Regions from separate parts of the Homo sapiens genome. Here region 2 is linked to region 1. Evidence: read pairs that join two places in POLR2A ChIA-PET (ENCODE). Cell type or tissue: B cell. All regions are shown on one strand. Links, peaks and the distances in the headings refer to the core of each region. The heading gives the core; the rest is flanking DNA.

What was found. ChIA-PET counts read pairs that join two places held together with the same protein. Peaks named below come from ENCODE experiments on the same cell type or tissue, not always from the same donor. Only the 100,000 strongest peaks of a DNase experiment are listed, where the experiment ranks them.
Region 2: POLR2A ChIA-PET joins it to region 1 with 10 read pairs; 1 of 35 experiments calls an interaction of 5 or more read pairs at or near these places.

Annotation. Positions count from the first base shown.
Region 1 is chr20:35,249,544-35,254,918 of GRCh38, reverse strand. The region is part of intron 2 of MMP24-AS1-EDEM2 (MMP24-AS1-EDEM2 readthrough); the gene reads left to right. It overlaps MMP24 (matrix metallopeptidase 24), which reads right to left. Exons shown (of 9, transcript NM_006690.4): 3 at 2,898-3,014; 4 at 165-469. Among named protein-coding and RNA genes, the nearest start is that of MMP24, 26 kb to the right of the region's middle. In B cell, for the core only: no CTCF peak of the experiment used is centred there; a DNase peak (open chromatin) is centred at 2,658; H3K27ac peaks cover 1,822 bases.
Region 2 is chr20:35,797,673-35,803,047 of GRCh38, reverse strand. PHF20 (PHD finger protein 20) reads right to left here. Exons shown (of 18, transcript NM_016436.5): 2 at 1,443-1,557. The coding sequence starts at 1,525. Among named protein-coding and RNA genes, the nearest start is that of PHF20, 28 kb to the right of the region's middle. In B cell, for the core only: no CTCF peak of the experiment used is centred there; no DNase peak of the experiment used is centred there; H3K27ac peaks cover 1,409 bases.

The sequences.
Region 1 (5,375 bases), core at 132-5,131:
ATTGAACGTTGAATATTATCAGAAATCACAGTTCCCACCCTCTTACGGTCTTAGTTCTTGGACAAGAGGCTCTAGAAAGCAGGAAACTCATCTAGGATGTCCTCCAAGTTCTTTCCCAACAACTGAGCAGCCCAAGACTGACCCCTGTCCCCTCATGGCCTTACCGTCATGGTTGGCATTTCCTAGCGTCCATGGCTCATCGGAGTCAAAGTGGGTGTCTCCTCCAATCCCTGGGCCAGGGAAGTAGGCATGGGCCAGGAATCCCCCTTCTCCATCAAATGGGGAGCTGTCGCCATGGAAACCAGAAGCAAAAAAGATCATGATGTCTGCCTCCTTCCGGTCACTTTTGATCTCATGGTATGGCACCTCTTCAAAGGTCAGTGGGGTCACCTTCTGCCACACATCGAAAGCCTGGCGAATAGCTTTCCGCGTGTCTAGCTCACCCACTTTTGGGGTATAGTTGTGAATGCTGGTGAGAGAGGGGAGGATCATTAGGCAAGATCAGAGAGTCAGAGACTAGCAGAGCTAAAATAGATACCTGAGACAATGTGGCTCAGTGATCTGATTTTGAACCCTAGAATTCTGCTTAGCTGCCTCAGGGATTGAAGAAGAGGCTGAGTAACAGAGCTCTGGATCCCCACCCTGCCTCAGTCAGATGGCTTTGCTTTACTCAGTGTTTTCCATTTGATCTCCAGCAAAGCTGTGTCGAATAAAGGATTCCACTCTAGTTTGTTGAGAAAAGTAAATTGGGGCTGGGCGCAGCGGTTCACGCCTGTAATCCCAGCACTTTGGGAGGCCGAGGCTGGCGGACCACATGAGGTCAGGAGTTCGAGACCAGCCTGACCAACATGGTGAAACCCTGTCTCTACTAAAAGTACAAAAATTAGCCAGGCGTGGTGGTGTGAGTCTGTAATCCCAGCTACTCGGGAGGCTGAAGCAGGATAATTGCTTGAACCCGGAGGCAGAGGTTGCAGTGAGCCAAGATTGCACCACTGCACTCCAGCCTGGGTAACAAGAGTGAGACTCTGTCTCAAAAAAAAAAAAAAAAAACCCAAAGGAAATTGGTAGATAGCATTTTCTGAATTTTAAGTTTTTTTCCCTAATACGAAATATGTTCATTTATAAAAGTTATAAAAATATTCAAATAATAGAGAGGAGTTTAAGTGAAAAGTCTCTTTAAAAAATCTTTGGTACCAATCTTTGGCTTGTCTGCCTAGAAGCTGGCCGGTATCTGATTTAATCCATTATAGGTTTAGCTGTTTAGCGTCGCTGTGTTCATATTGCATTGGTTCTTCACAAAACAACGTTACTACCTGTGGGTTCCCTGCCCTGTGACCCTCTGGGGCATGGATTATTCTACCTACTCCACACGTAAGGAAACTGAAGCCCAGAGAAGTCTAGTGATAGAAGTTACTCAGAGTTGGGTTAGAACCCAGTGCTTCTTTCTCTTGATCCACTCTACCCCTTCAAGAGACCCAAGAGTCTATTCAGTTTCTAACCTAGATTCTTAAGTTTCCTTCTCTTGTCAGATTTCTGGAAAAAAAAAATCCCGTTCTGAAGGGACAGCTTATCAGCAGAAGAGCCCTTAGTTCAACCCTAACTTTCCTTCTCTTGTCAGATTTCTGAAAAAAAAAAAAAAAAAAAAAAAGTCCCGTTCTGTAGGGAGTGCTTGTCAGCAGGGGAGCCCTTAGTTCAACTCTTGAGGATCTCTGTCTTAGATCTTGCCTCTGCACCAAAGGGATCCACCTGAGATGACAGCAGAGCCTTGAGAAGTGCCAGCCAGCACCCACCCGAGCCTGCCCATGCCTGGCCCTTGCCCCAGCCCCACCTGAGCCTGCCCATGCCTGGCCCTTGCCCCAGCCCCACCTGAGCCTGCCCATGCCTGGCCCTTGCCCCAGCCCCACCTGAGCCTGCCCATGCCTGGCCCTTGCCCCAGCCCCACCTGAGCCTGCCCATGCCTGGCCCTTGCCCCAGCCCCACCTGAGCCTGCCCATGCCGGGCCCTTGCCCCAGCCCCACCTGAGCCTGCCCATGCCTGGCCCTTGCCCCAGCCCCACCTGAGCCTGCCCATGCCTGGCCCTTGCCCCAGCCCCACCTGAGCCTGTCCAGTGCCTGCCCCTTGCCCCACCCCCACCTGAGCCTGCTCAATGCCTGGCCCTTGCCCCAGCCTCACTCCGGTGCTTCAGTCTGCTGTGATGGGCTCCATCATCTAGTTCTTGGGCCACTGATCTGACTTGGAGATGGATCCTGCTCTGCCCTTGGTTCCTCCAGACAGTCAAAGATGACACTATTATGATTCAGGTCCCAGTTCTTTATACTCCTTAAGAAACAACTGGAACTCTGCGTTGGGAATCTCAGGTGAAGTCCATCAGGTGGATTTTGGGGTGGGAGGATCCAGATCAGAGGGAATGGGGTTTGGCAGGCAGTGATAAGGAGACTGAATTAAGCCATGGTTTTGTTTGTTTTGTTTTGTGGTTTTTGTTTCATTTGTTTTGTTTTGGAGACAGAGTCTCACTCTGTCACGCAGGCTGGAGTGCAGTGGCATGATATAGCTCACTGCAAGCCACGATTCTTTTTCACAGCTGAAAGTTACCAAACCATTCATACCCCACTTCCTGTAACCTAAAAACTATAGGCATCTAAACAGAAGACAACTAAGAGCCCCCAGAGGACCAAATAAACCTGAGGTTGGAGTCACAGCATCCTGTGGAAGCCACAAGGAGGACAAGGTTATGGGCTCTCAGCACCTAGTGCCAATGCCCACATGCCTGGCTCTTGGCCTATGTTGTAAGCCTGATCCCCAGGCCCCCCTACATTGTGAGCCTTTGAAACTCAGGCCAGGAAAAACAGAGTGAGGGTGGAGCCAAAGGCAGGGAGGAAGAGGGAGAGTCGAAGCACCTGTAGGTGATGTGTTTTTGCCTCCACTTCTGTCCAGTCAGGGCATAGCGCTTGTTTCTCCGCCTACGGCTTAAGTGGGGGTGATCAGGGACACCACATCGGGGTTTCTTCATCCACCTGGGCAGAGAGAGGACACACACACACGCATATGCACTGTGGTCACTGAACACTTTAGGAAGGGACTGCCTATTCCCCAGCTCCAGTCTGGAAAGCAATGTGCATCCTCAAGCTACACTCTGGGACCCTGGCTTGGATGGACCCCAACAAGAACATGATTGATTGATTCATTAATTCATGCACTCACAATCATAGATGAGGAAATAGCTGTATAAAGACTGAGAATCAGAATATATGGGCTTGATAAGCTCCAGCTCCACCACTAGTCATAGGACCCCCAGGCAAGTGGCTGAACCAATATGAACCTCAGTTTCCTCCTCTGCAACATGAGAACTCTAGTTCTTGGTCTTAGGTGGAGGTGCGTCTTCAAGGAGGAAGTACATGTGAAAATGCTCTGTAAATGCAATGAGATTACAGGATGCCCTGGTTAAAAGCCTCCAGCGACTTCCCCAAACACTGAGAATAAAATTCAAACTCTTCAGCTGGGCACGGTGGCTCACGCCTGTAATCCCAGCACTTTGGGAGGCTGAGGCGGGTGGATTATCTGAGGTCAGGAGTTCGAGACCAGCCTGGCCAACACGGTGAAACCCCATCTGTACTAAAAATACAAAAAAAAAAATTAGCCAGCTGCAGTGGTTCACACTTGTAATCCCAGCTACTCAGCAGGCCGAGGCAGGGGACTTGCTTGAACCCGTGAGGCGGAGGTTGCAGTGAACCAAGATTGTGCCATTGTGCTCCAGCCTGGGCAAGAAGAGTGAAATGCCGTTTCAGGAAAAAAAAAAAAAAAAGAAGTGGCTTAACAACTGTGGGATGTGGAACATAATTCTCTGCAGCACTTATTATATTGTGTTGTGATTTAAAATTTATTGGTTTATTTCCTCTAATAAATGGTAAATTGAGGACAGGAACTATGTCCTATTCATCATTGTATCCTCAAAAGAAGGTAGCCCAGTGCCTGAAATTACGTAAATCCTGATATCTGTTTGTTACCAGGTGATATGTTTTGATTTGTGTCTCTGTTGGAGGCGGGGCCTGGTGGGAGGTGATTGGGCCATGCAGGCAGACTTCCCCCTTGCTGTTCTGCTGATAGTGAGTGAGTTCTCATGAGATCTGGTTGTTTAATGGTGTGGAGCACCTCCCCCTTCTCACTCTTCCCCCTGCTCCTGCCATATGATGATGTGCTTGTTTCCCCTTTGCCTTCTACTACGATTGAAAGTTTCCTGAGGCGTCCCCAGCCATGCTTCCTGTAAAGCCTGTGGAACCCTGAGCCAACTAAACCTCTTTTCTTTATAAATTACCCAGTTTCAGGTATTTCTCTTTCTTTCTTTCTTTTTTTTTTTTTGAGACAGAGTCTCGCTCTGTTGCCCAGGCTGGAGTGTAGTGGTGCCATCTCAGCTCACTGCAACCTCTGCCTCCCAAGTTCAAGCAATTCTCCTGCCTCAACCTCCTGAGTAGTAGCTGGGATTACAGGCGCGCACCACCACGCTTGGCTAATTTTTGTACTTTTAGTACAGACAGGGTTTCACTATGTTGGCCAAGCTGGTCTTGAACTCCTAGCCTCAGGTGATCTGCCCACCTTGGCCTCCCAAAGTGCTGGGACTACAGACATGAGCCACTGCGCCCAGCACATTCTTTTAAAATGTTTAATTCTTGGCCAGGTGCAGTAGCTAACACCTATAATCCTAGCACTTTGGGAAGCTGAGGCAGGAGATTGCTTGAGCCTAGAAGATTGTGACCAGCCTGGGCAACATGGCAAAACCCTATCTCTACTAAAGATACAAAAAATTAGCCAGGCATGGTGGCATGTGCCTGTAGTCCCAGCTACTAGGGAGGCTGAGGTGGGAGGATCACCTGAGCTTGGAAAGTTGAGGCTACAGTGAGCCAAGATCACACCAGTACACTTGGGTGAGGGGAGTCAGACCTTGTCTCAATAAATAGATAAATAAATAAATAAAATAAAAAAGTTTGATTCTCAAAACAACACTGTGAGGTAACAGAAATTATTATTCCCGGGCCAGGCACGGTGGCTCACACCTGTAATCCCAGCACTTTGGGAGGCCGAGGCGGGCGGATCACGAGGTCAGGAGATCGAGACCATCCTGGCTAACATGGTGAAACCCCGTCTGTACTAAAAAATAAAAAAAAAAAATTAGCCGGGCGTGGTGGCGGGCCCCTGTAGTCCCAGCTACTTGGGAGGCTGAGGCAGGAGAATGGCTTGAACCCAGGAGGTGGAGCTTGCAGTGAGCCGAGATCCCGCCACTGCACTCCAACCTGGGCGACAGAGCGAGACTCCGTCTCAAAAAAAAAAAAAAGAAATTATTATTCCCATTTCACAGATGAGGGAAACAATCCACAGATAAA
Region 2 (5,375 bases), core at 165-5,164, 550 kb before region 1:
ACTCCTGACCTCGTGATCCGCCCACCTCAGCCTCCCAAAGTGCTGGGATTATAGGCGTGAGCCACCACAACTGGCCAAGTGTACCTAATTCTTTTTTTTTTTTTTTTTTCAGACCGAGTCTCACTCTGTTGCCCAGGCTGGAGTGCAGTGGTGCAATCTCGGCTCACTGCAACCTCCACCTCCCGGGTTCAAGCAATTCTCCTGGCTCAGCCTCCCGAGAAGCTGGGATTACAGGCATGCACCACCATGCCCGGCTAATTTTTTGTATTTTTAGTAGAGACGGGGTTTCGCCACTTTAGCCAGGCTGGTCTCGAACTCCAGACCTCAGGTGATCCACCCACCTCGGCCTCCCAAAGTGCTGGGATTACAGGCGTGAGCCACCGCGCCCAGCCAAGTGTACCTAATTCTAATAGCAAAGACAGTTTTCTGTACCAGCTGCTTCTATGCCTCTCTTCTCCTGTCTTATCTTCCTACACCTGAAGAGCTGATCAATCTATTTTGAAAGAATCTCAAAAAGGGTTAAACTCTTCCTTCTTTAGCTCAAAAAGGAATTAGCCAGGCATGGTGGCACACATCTGCAATACCAGCTACTCAGGAGGCTGAGGCACGAGAACTGCTTGAACCTGGGAGGCAGAGGTTGCAGTGAGCCAAGATCTGCCTGGGTGACAGAGCGAATCTCTGTCTAAAAAAAAAAAACAAAAACCCTTAAAGAGGTATAAGTTCTGAAAACCCCACGCTCACCTTGAGCACCAAAAAATGACCAAATTCTAGGATGCCCTCAACCACAACAATCACTTCACAGTCTATAAGGTCTTTCCTTACATATTCTATCATTTGATTCTCAGAATAACCCTATGAGGTCAATATTACCAATACCCACATTTATAGATAAGCCAATGCACAAAGCAGCTAATTACCAGCCAGAGGTCACAAGTCAATGACACAGCTGGGACTATAACCCCTCAGCTTCTGAACCTAATCACCCTGACAGTGTGCCCTTACATGATGACTGTATTTCAACATACAAGATCATGCCCAGAAAATAGGATGGGGTGTTCACAACACATGAGCTGCTCCAATCGAACCCCTTTTTCTTCACTATTCCATCCCTGATCTTTCCTCTTTTTTCAGACAGGCAGCCAGGAGCAAGAGAGCTGCCACTATTAACTCTTCCCTTCCCTGTAGCCATTCCTGCTTCTTTTTCCCAGAACTCTTTCAGATGAACAGGCAAAAGGGGGAAACAAATATATACAGGGGGTTACAGGACAGTCACCCTGACACTGGGATCCCTGCATCAAAGAGAAAAGACTGACATTTCCTCACATCTTCCAAGAGTCAGGAAGTAGAAAAACACCACAAAAAAAGCCTAAGCTACCACTCTATCAGTGCTGGCAAAAATCCTTTACTGAAGGGCTTTAATTAACAGAAAAATGTAAAAGTACCAGTTTTTTAAACGGTCCCGGGCTTCCAACTGGGCTCCCACTTCAAAGCTGATTCCTCGTCTGTTAGGTGGATGCTTTGTCATTTTCAGTCATCAACGGGGCTGCCTTTATTCTCCTGAAAAAGCCAATTAAATATTTATGAAACTTAGGCAAAGTCCACCCAGAGTGTAGCATCATTCACTACACATAAAAAAACAGGCATTATTCAAAACACAAAGCTCCATGAAACCCTGTTGGTGTCCTCATTCTAACACAGGTGTGTCTTCCACTGGTTCCTATTCCTCCATCGTGCAGCTTCCTGTGGTTTCTGGAACTAAGAAGACCCTCCCTCAACACTGCTTACCACTCACCTACAAGGGCCAAGGGCCACCCCTCAGAACTACAAAAAAACAACTGCTTTCACAGTTAAATTCAGTCATCTGCTGATGCATTATTCAACAAATATTTGCTCAGCGACTATTTAAGGAAACAATCAAGACCAAAAGAGACACAGCTCCTGCCCTCAAGAACCCTTCAGTCTACCGGGGAAACACAAAAATTTAGCCAGCAAACTGATAAATAACTGCAAACTGTAATTGCAATGAAATTTAAAGAGTTACAAAGGAAGCAAACAAATGCCAGGCACAGTAATGTATGCCTATAGCCCCAGCTACTTGGAAGGCAGAGCCAAGTTGTTTCTTTGAGCCCAGGAGTTCAAGACCAGCCTGAGAAACATAGCAAACGCTCGTCTCTTAAAAACAAAAAAAATTAAAAACGAAGCAAACAAAAGTTGAGATATTAATACTTGGTGCTACTTTTGGAAGGCTGTACGAGGTCTGTTTATTTATTTATTTTTTGAGACAGAGTCATACTCTTTTACCCAGGCTGAGTGCAGTGGTGCCATCTCAGCTCACCGTATCCTCCACCTCCCAGGTTCAAGCAATTCTGGAGCCTAGGCCTCCTGAGTAGCTGGGACTACAGGCGCATGCCACCACACCCAGCTAATTTTTGTATTTTGAGTAGAGATTGGGTTTCACCATGTTGGCCAGGCTGGTATCAAACACCTGACCTCAAGTGATCTGCCCACATCAACCTCCCAAAGTGCTGGTATTACAGGCGTGAACCACTGCGCCCAGAATTGTTTATACTTTCTTTGATCTATGTATATTTCCTACTTCTTTTTTTGTTTGTTGGTTTGTTTTTTGAGGAGTCTCGCTCTTGTCGCCCAGGCTGGAGTGCAATGGCATGATCTCGGCTTACTGCAACCTCTGCTTCTCGGGTTCAAGTGATTCTCCTGCCTCAGCCTCCCAAGTAGCTGGGATTGCAGGCACCTGCCACCATGCCCAGCTATATTTCCTACTTCTTGAGTCCATTCTGATCATTTGTATTTTCCTATAAGTTTTACCCAGATTTTTTTTTAATCATAGAACAATAAAACAGTAAAAATATTCACGTTTAATTCCTTTAATTGCCTTTGAATCTGAAGTCACAATTTGAATCTCTCCTTTCTCAATCCTGTCTCGTGTACTCGTGCTGCAATGAATAAAATTTATATTTATGATCAGAACCAAACAGTAAAGCCAATTTCCTTTTGATGGAAAAAAAAGGTGTACTGGATTAGGCCATTTACAAGAAAAGTGGCCCCCATAAAAGAACACTTCCGGCCGGGTGCGGTGACTCAAGCCTGTAATCCCAACACTTTGGGAAGCCGAGGCAGGCGGATCACAAGGTCAGGAGTTTGAGACCAGCCTGGCCAACATGGTGAAACCCCATCTCTACTAAAAATACAAAATTAGTGGGGCGCGGCGGCAGGCGCCTGTAATCCCAGCTACTTGGGAGGCTGAGGCAGAAGAATAGCTTGAACCTGGGAGGCGGAGGTTGCAGTGAGCCGAGATCACGCCACTGCACTCCAGCCTGGGTGACAGAGCAAGACTCCATCTTGAAAAAGAAAAAAAAAAAGAACACTTCTTGTGATCACTGAGGTAATTAATCTACTAATCTGCAGGGTCCTAAATGCTATCGGAGGAGCTAGTGGTGGTTCTGATGGACATGTAGCCACTCTGAACTCTAAGGGCACTTGAACAGGCCACTTCCTTACAGCAGACTTACCCCAGCCTAACTCTTTCCTCCCACTAAACTCTGGACTTTTTAAAATTTTTTTTAGACAGGGTCTCATTCTGTTGTCCAGGCTGGAATGCAGTGGCGCTATCATAGCTCACTGCAGCCTCAGACTCCTGGGCTCAAGCAATACTCCTGCCTCAGCCTCCCGAGTAGCTGGAATCACAGGCATGCGTCAGCACACCCAGCTTTTTTTTTTTTTTTTTTTTTTTTTTTTGCAGAGAGAGTATCTATGTTCCTAGGCTGATCTCAAACTCCTGGGTTCAAGCAATCCTCCCGCCTGGGCCTCCCAAAGTGCTGGGATTACAGGATTACAAGCACGAGCCACTGCATCCAGCCTTATACTTTGGCTCTTGACAGCCTACACTGCCCAAGCAATGCCAGAGCACTGCCAGAGCAATGCCTGCCTCCTACCAGAACACTTTCTTTGCAATAAATGAGTATGGAAAAAAATCACAGAAGTGAGTACATGTCTAATGTTTAATAGCAGCACATTTTATGAAGAATTTGCTTGCAATATATTACATAAAAAGGCAGGATGCAAAATTGTACCACATGGAGCTCACATTAAAACTCATACACAGCCAGATGAGGTGGCTCAGGCTTATAATCCCAGCTACTGAAAAGGCTGAGGCAGGAGGATCGCTTGAGCCCAGGAGGTTGAGACTGCAGTGAGTTATGATTGTGCCACTGTACTCCAGCCTGAGTGACAGAGCAAGAACCTGTCTCTTTAAAAAACAAAAACAAAAAAAAAAGGCCAGGCATGGTGGCTCATGCCTATAATCCCAGAACTTTGGGAGGCCGAGGCTGCCGGATCACCTGAGGTCAGGAGTTTGAGACCAGCCTAACCAACATGCAGAAACCCCGTCTCTACTAAAAATACAAAATTAGCCAGGCATGGTGGCACATGCCTGTAATTCCAGCTACCTGGGAGGCTGAGGCAGGAGAATCACTTGAACCCAGGAGGTGGAGGTTCCAGTGAGCCAAGATCGCACCATTACATTCTAGCCTGGGCAACAAGAGTGAAATTCTGTCTCAAAAAAAAAAGAAAAGAAAAGAAAAGAAAAAAACTCATATGAATTTATTTTTTTGGAGACAAGGTCTTGCTCACTCTGTCACTCAGGCTGGTCTACAGTGGCTCAAACCTGGATCACTGTAGCCTCGACTTCCTGGGCTCATGTGATCCTCCTTACTCAGCCTCCCAAGCACCTGGGACTACAGGTGCAAGCCACCACACCCAGCTAATTTGTTATCTGGTAGAGACAGGGTCTTGCTATGTGTTTGTCTGGGCTGGTCTCAAACTCCCAGGTTCAAGTGATCCTCCTGACTCAGCCTCCCAAAGTGCTGGAATTAGAGGCATGAGCCATGGTACCCAGCCACTGATTCTTTTGTAAAGACAGGAAGAAAAAAATAAGTTATAGGTTATTGGTGATTGTTCCTTTCTTCTTAAATACTTTCCTAAATTTTAGTTTTTCACAATGAAAATTTTTCACAAGTGTATAATGTAAAGGATTATACATGTGAAGGACAATAAGCTATCTATTAAACAACCCATTCCAGGCTAGGCGCAGTGGCTCATGCCTGTAGTCCCAGCACTTTGGGAGGTCGAGGTGGGAGGATCACAAGGTCAAGAGATCGAGACAATCCTAGCCAACATGGTGAAACCCCGTCTCTACTAAAAATACAAAAATTAGCCGGGCATGGTGGTGGGAACCTGTAATCCCAGCTACTCAGGAGGCTGAGGCAGGAGAATCACTTGAACCCAGGAGGCGGAGGTTGCAGTGAGTTGACATCGTGCCACTGCAAACCAGTCTGGGTGACAGAGCAAGATTCCAT